Regions from separate parts of the Homo sapiens genome. Here region 2 is linked to region 1. The links are chromatin contacts, found by Hi-C in ENCODE. All regions are on one chromosome and are shown on one strand. Each heading gives the region's core, a stretch centred on a gene start or an enhancer-like site at or near the end of the contact. The rest is flanking DNA. Distances are from core to core; before and after follow the strand shown.

Region 1 (3,115 bases), core at 433-2,932:
TTACAGACAGGGTCTTGCTATGTTGTCCAGGCTGGTCTCTAACTCCTGGGCTCAAGCAGTCATCCCACCTCAGCCTCCTGAGAAGCTGAGACTACAGGTATCACTCCAGCTTTAGACACAGTTATAACTTCATGCAATCAAGCTGTATACTCAATTATTATCAAACCAACAACAAAGCCTCTGATATTGAGTCCATGTCCCTAACAGACGACCCTTCTGTGTGTACCAACCTGGCCACTCAAGGTGTATCATTTTCACAAGAGATTAGCTCTTTGGATTTGGACCCAGGAGGTTCAATTGGCAGAGCAACCTCCAAGTCAAGAGGACTCTCATGGAGGAAGGAACTTGCTGTTTTACACAAAGCAAGTTCCCAGCTTTAGGCTCAAGTTCAAATTCTATTACTTGGGGACAAATGAATTTGCCCAATAGCAACAATTTTTACAAAAGTTACATGGAAAAATATCTGGGCTAGTCTGTTCTGTATAAATTTTTCCAGGAGGGAGCACTTTTAAAGAAAGCACCAAATGGAAAATCACCGGCATGGAGTTTAGAGAGACCTGGTGCTTGAGTCACTACCAGGCAGATGGAGTTCCCAATCTTGCATAATTAGGGGAAAGATCGGAGGGTGATGGAGCAGAAAGAGCAGTTGGGGTGAGGTAGAGTATCATGAAGAGAGGTTGTTGGAAAGAAACCAAAATTGTCTTCAAGGATCTTCAAGTGACTTTTCTTAGGCTATCTTGGAAAAATGTGTGTTTCTACCTGCCAATTAGGGTGATCAATTTACTATTTTGTACCTTCTAATTTGAAATACTGGAAGCTACAATATTAGAGTCAACTTTTTCTTCTGTGGTTTTCTGTCTGTTCACTTTTCTTCCTCTAGAGAGTTTTGATAAGTTACTGTACTGGAACTTACTGCTTTGATAGAGTCTCACTTTCCAAAGACTGATGAAATTTGTCTTACTGATTCTGAATGGACAGCCTTACTTTCCAAATTCTTCTGAGAGTTCTGGATCAAGCCCATCAAGGCTTTCTAACCTCAAGAACATCAAAGGATGCTGGCTTTTGGTGGAAGGCTTGCTGAACCACACCTAGTATGCACAGACACAGCTAACACCTAGAGTGGGGTGCAAAGAGAGATCTAGAAGGCTACAAAAAGTCTGGGCAAACCCATATTTTGTGAAGGTGCTTTGCAAAAGGATTGCAAGCCATTTTTCTGGCATGCACCTTTGTCTAAGAACAAAGTGCGGTAAACTATATGTGTAGTCAGTATGATTCACATAGATTAAGGACAAGGTATTCGTCAGATTCCCAAAGAGCATCAAACTGGGGTTGGACAACAAAGGCATTCTTCTGGGCTCTTAATGAAACCAAAACTTATTTCTAGTCTATGTATTTATGGGATGCCTGTTATTTTCGCTAAAGCATTCGCTTTCCCACCAGATACAGCAGCTGAGGAACTCCTTTCTGCCACGCGGGGCGCGGGCGAGCGTTGGGGGCGGAAAGAATCCGCTGCCACTAGGACCAGGCGGAAGAAGCATCCCCGCCGACCCTTGGGGAAGGCCGCCGCGGCACCCCCAGCGCAACCAATCAGAAGGCTCCTTCGCGCAGCGGCGCGCCAACCGCAGGCGCCCTTTCTGCCGACCTCACGGGCTATTTAAAGGTACGCGCCGCGGCCAAGGCCGCACCGTACTGGGCGGGGGTCTGGGGAGCGCAGCAGCCATGGCAAGCCGTCTCCTGCTCAACAACGGCGCCAAGATGCCCATCCTGGGGTTGGGTACCTGGAAGGTAGGTGCTCGTGGGGGCGCGGGCCCGGGGCTCGCCTCACACTCTCCGCGCGGCCTGTATTGGCGAGGGACCCCGAGTGACCCTGAGCAGCTCGCCCCGCGGACGCCCGGCGTGCTGGGAGCCACGCGCGGGCTTGCAGGGTCCCCAGCGGGCTGGGGTCGGCCTTGCAGAGACCGGGGGCCTTGGCTCCCCGGGTTGGCCCTGGGCGTCAGGGCAGCATCCTGCGAGTGGGGTTTGGGAGCAGCTCACGGGAGCCCCCGCCCTACCGCGGGCAACCCTTGATGGGCGGCCCACCAGTCCGCATTTTGGGTCCTAGCGGGCGCCCCAAGCGGCACAACGCGAGAGGGAGGCGGGGAAAGTGGGCTTCACAGACCGGTGGACCTCGGGCGCAGACAGGGACGTGGAGCCGTCGGCAAGGTGTGGGAGCGCAGACCCAGCCTCCTTTCCCTCGAGGCACCTGTAGCCCGGTTGCCTCACTTGTAAATAGTTGGTCTCAATCGTTTCGATTCTTGCCCTCCCTGAGGAATAAGCATCTCAAGCCGGTAGAGGGCAGAGAATTAGGTGGCGCGAGTTTGCCCGGACCCAGCTGTTAACAAGGCGCAGTGCGGAGCTCCTCGGCCAGGCGCCGCCTCGGGGTGCCCTGGGTCTGGAACTCGGGAGAAAAATCTGGGCACCCCGTAGCTAGTTGATAATTCAGGAGGCGCCAAGGTTAGCATTTTCCCTGTAAAACCTCAACACCACACAGCGTCCCCGAGAAGTGCCTAGCCGGATGAGAATGACAATAGGACATGAAACATCATAGGATATGAAAAATGATAATATGATATGAAAAACCAAAAATAATAGCCTGAGCCTGATTATCTGAAAATTGAGCAACAAAGGTGGTGGTATGGGAGCTGAGGCAAAACCTAGAATTTTTAACCTTCTAAGTATTGCATATTATATTCCACAGCCATAACCTGGGTTTCTCAGTTTCTGTTTTTGTTGTTTGCTTGTTTGTTTGTGACAGGGTCTCGTTGCCCAAGCTGGGGTGCAGTGGCACAATCATGGTTCATTGCAGCCTGGAACTCCTGGGCTCAAGTGATCCTCCTGCCTCAGCACTGCGGGTAGCTGGGACTACAGGCGCTCACCACCACACCTGGCTAATCTTTTTTCTTCCCCGCAGAGACAGTCTCCGCTTGTTGCTTAGGGTGATCTCCAATTCCTGGGCTCAAAGCGCTCCTCCCACCTCGCCTCCCAAAGCTACAGGTGTGAACCATCTGGCAGGCCCACGTCCCAGGTTTTTCTCTTAAAATTTGAATATGGGCCTGGGCGTTGGATATTTACACAC
Region 2 (3,115 bases), core at 280-2,779, 3.5 Mb before region 1:
GCCCAGGCAACAAAGTGAGATCTTGCCTCTACAAAAAATTTAAAAATTAGCCGGGTGTGGTGGTGCACATCTGTGGTCCAAGCTACACAGGAGGCTGAGGCAGGAGAACTGTTTGAGCCCAGGAGGTGGAGGCTGCAGTGAACTGAGATCGTGCCACTGCACTCTAGCCTGGGTAACTGAGTGAGACTGTCTCAAAAAAAAAAAAAAAAAAAAAAAAATCTCAAAAGACCCCAGAAGATAGGACCAGACAAATGCAATAGTTTATATGATAAACTGCTGCTTTAAAGACAACATAGAGTTCAAAGACATTTGTCTCCACCCGCCAAAAAATACTTGCCAAGGAAACAACACAATAGCTAATACCTGAATGTGCCATTGTAAGAAACTTCTAGAGCTAACTGGCAAAGACCTGCTTTTATATTTAAGATAGGTAAACTATATTTTTGGAATTAAAAAGGAGGAAGAAGAATCACAGTGTTCGGGGGAATTCCTTTAGAACAGGCCATCTCTTCCCTATTCTAGGAGGCAGGCCTGGTGCTCTGGCCCTGGCTCACCTTTCTGGCCTTTCCCACCCCTCCCTGCCAAGCACCTCTGCTGCAGCCACACTGGCCTCCCCAGCAATCACGTGAATACCAGCTTCCCCCGAAATCTCATTTCCTTTAGGAAGAACTTCCCTGATCAGCACGTAAAATAGCATCGATCTTGACGCATCCTGTTTTCCTGCTTTTATTTTTCTTTATAGCAATTTCCACTTTCTGAATTTAAATGTTTATTTCTTTGTTTATTGCCTGACTCCTCTGAGATAAAAGCTCTATGAATTCAAGGACTGGGCTCACTTCTGTAGGACCTGGAAAAGCATGCCATTGACTCTTATCAAGCAGATGAAAGAAAAACATACAATAAGTGAAGTCCATAAAAAATAGAAGAACCCAACAGAAAATGGGCGAAAAAGGTGAAGAACAATGACAATTTCCTAGAGCTGCACTAATATAAATGTATGTGCATGAGGAATATTTGTATTTTTGTATAATATGTAATCCATTAAAAAAATTCCGAGAGATTCAAATGAACTAAAGTACTCGAAAATGTTTAAGCCCCCCGCGCAACAACTCTCGCGCCCCCTGTCGGCGCGCTGGTAAATTTCTGAGGATTCTCAGCAAGAGGACTGAACTCACCCTCCCTCTTTTACAAAATGTATTCTTGTCGCTATTTCATTGGCTGTACCTTTCAGACGCCCCTTTCACATTAGTCAAGCCTCCAGTCCATCACTTCCGGACCCAAGCCCTCTATTGGTCAGCTGTAGGCGACAGCAGACAGCGGGCCGCGCTCAAGCAGGAGGAGTTCCTCGGTGACGTCACAGACACTCCCCGGCTACATTCCAAGGCGTGGGCGGAGACTTCCCGCGGCCTCTGCCTTTGGGGGCGGGACAAAGCCGAGAATGAGACTTCTGATTGGGTCTGCTAGGCAAGGCGGATATCCAATTGGTCAAGCCTTGGAGGGAGGTGGGGCCGCAGCTGGGTCCTGGAGCAGAGCCGAGGAGCCCTGGGGTCCCTCAAAGTTTGTGTCTGGAGCCGTAGCGGCAAGTGGGCTTGCGGCTAAGGGATTTTCCTGGGATGAGAGCGGGTCTTCTGCCTTCATTTTGGATGCACATCCCGCTTTAGCCCCGGCAGCCTTTGGTCCGGCTCGTGTCCCTGGGGATTCTCGGATCTCCGAGGACACCGGACGGGAGCGCTTGGCCATCCTCTCTCCGGCAGAGGAGCAGACGTTTGCTTTCCAAGTGCAAAACTACAGACACGCGCGCGCACACACGCAAGCACACGCGGAGAGAGAGGAACCTTGCCGGTCCGAGGCAGCTCTGCGCGTCCCCTCCTGCGCTTAGCATCCTCGGCCCAGCGCGGCCCGCACCGCCATGGAGGTGCTGGAGAGCGGGGAGCAGGGCGTGCTGCAGTGGGACCGCAAGCTGAGCGAGCTGTCAGAGCCCGGGGACGGCGAGGCCCTCATGTACCACACGGTGAGGACCCGGCGGGCGGGGCAGGAGGGCTTTCAAAGCGGGCAAGTGTTGTCACGCGAGGAGCAGCTGGAGTCCTGGGACCCGGGAAGGCAGGGTTTGGGGCAGGGCATGGTCAGAATCAAGAGGTCCTGGGCGAGGTGTACTTTAATGTCTGAGCAGATGAAGGCGGGCAGCTGGCCCCTTTACATTTCTCATGAGAGTAATGCCACTTTGTATTCCTTTAACAATTCATGCTTTTTTCCCTGAGGCTTTTTCCATCTGTAATATCATTTGCTGTTGTTAACAGTACTGTAATGCGGGAGAGGGAGTGTGTGTTTTGAGAATAACATGCCTCCGCCTAGTTTGCTATTGATTTTTTTTTGAGGTTTTCAAAAACTGGACAAGATTAAGTAGCATTTCCTTTTCATCTGTCTCGTATTCTCTCTCCCTCTCTCCCTCCCTTCCTCTTCTTTCATATTTATATTTTAAAAAGTACACGTGTGTGTGTGTGTGTGTGTGTGTGTGTGTGTGTGTGTGTGTGTTGAAAGGGCTCCTCTACGTTAGGGAGAAAGGCGGCTTTATTTGCTTTCTTAAACTGTACGACCAAGAAGTCTCCTTCCTCCCTCTTCGGAGGAAAAACCAGCAGAGGAGTATGGAAAATCTGAGACAGTTGCATATTTAAGAAAGGCTCTGGGGAAGGTGGGACAGCTCACCAGTTGCTTGTTCAGTCTTATACTAATGCCTCAGAGATCTCTTGGGGGATTAAGCTGTCCCAGAGCACGCACATTTCTTTTAAAGTTTTTAATGTCAAGTTTTTGGTATTAAGTTTGCAAAATGAAATTTTGTTTTCAATAGCCAGCACTGATCATAGGACTTTATGCAAGATCTCTTTGTTTGATTCTTATCCATGCAGACGTTTGTAATGGGGGTGGGGCTGGGGTGAGGGGGGACACTAATGAGAAAACCACTGGAGGCTTGGCTGCTTCCCCTTCACGCTTTTTTAATGGGGTCAGTACCAAGATATTTGAAACTTTCGCAAAATGGCCTGCAGGCTCCACCTCTTTGGCCTTTGACTCTGGCTGACGTTATTTTGAGACAAGGAATGAGGGCCTCCCTGCTGATTCC

What was found. Hi-C counts contacts between places; a loop is a spot of excess contacts on that map. Pooled maps may share reads with other maps.
Region 2: a map of naive thymus-derived CD4-positive, alpha-beta T cell shows a loop between it and region 1 (13-fold over the local background). The contact joins the promoter of CREB3L2 here to the promoter of AKR1B1 in region 1. A Hi-C loop is called at or near these places in 2 of 168 maps with a recorded cell type or tissue (CD4-positive, alpha-beta memory T cell and naive thymus-derived CD4-positive, alpha-beta T cell) and 7 of 50 pooled maps.

The regions. Positions count from the first base shown.
Region 1 is chr7:134,457,667-134,460,781 of GRCh38, reverse strand. It overlaps AKR1B1 (aldo-keto reductase family 1 member B), which reads left to right and starts at 1,682. Exons shown (of 10, transcript NM_001628.4): 1 at 1,682-1,785. The coding sequence starts at 1,720. RefSeq lists a silencer at 1,883-2,072.
Region 2 is chr7:138,000,500-138,003,614 of GRCh38, reverse strand. It overlaps CREB3L2 (cAMP responsive element binding protein 3 like 2), which reads left to right and starts at 1,529. Exons shown (of 12, transcript NM_194071.4): 1 at 1,529-2,011. The coding sequence starts at 1,910. It overlaps LOC124901752 (a long non-coding RNA gene), which reads right to left and starts at 1,308. Exons shown (of 3, transcript XR_007060551.1): 1 at 1,225-1,308. RefSeq lists enhancers at 1,230-1,279, 1,510-1,579, 1,670-1,759, 1,308-1,905, 1,850-1,989 and 1 more.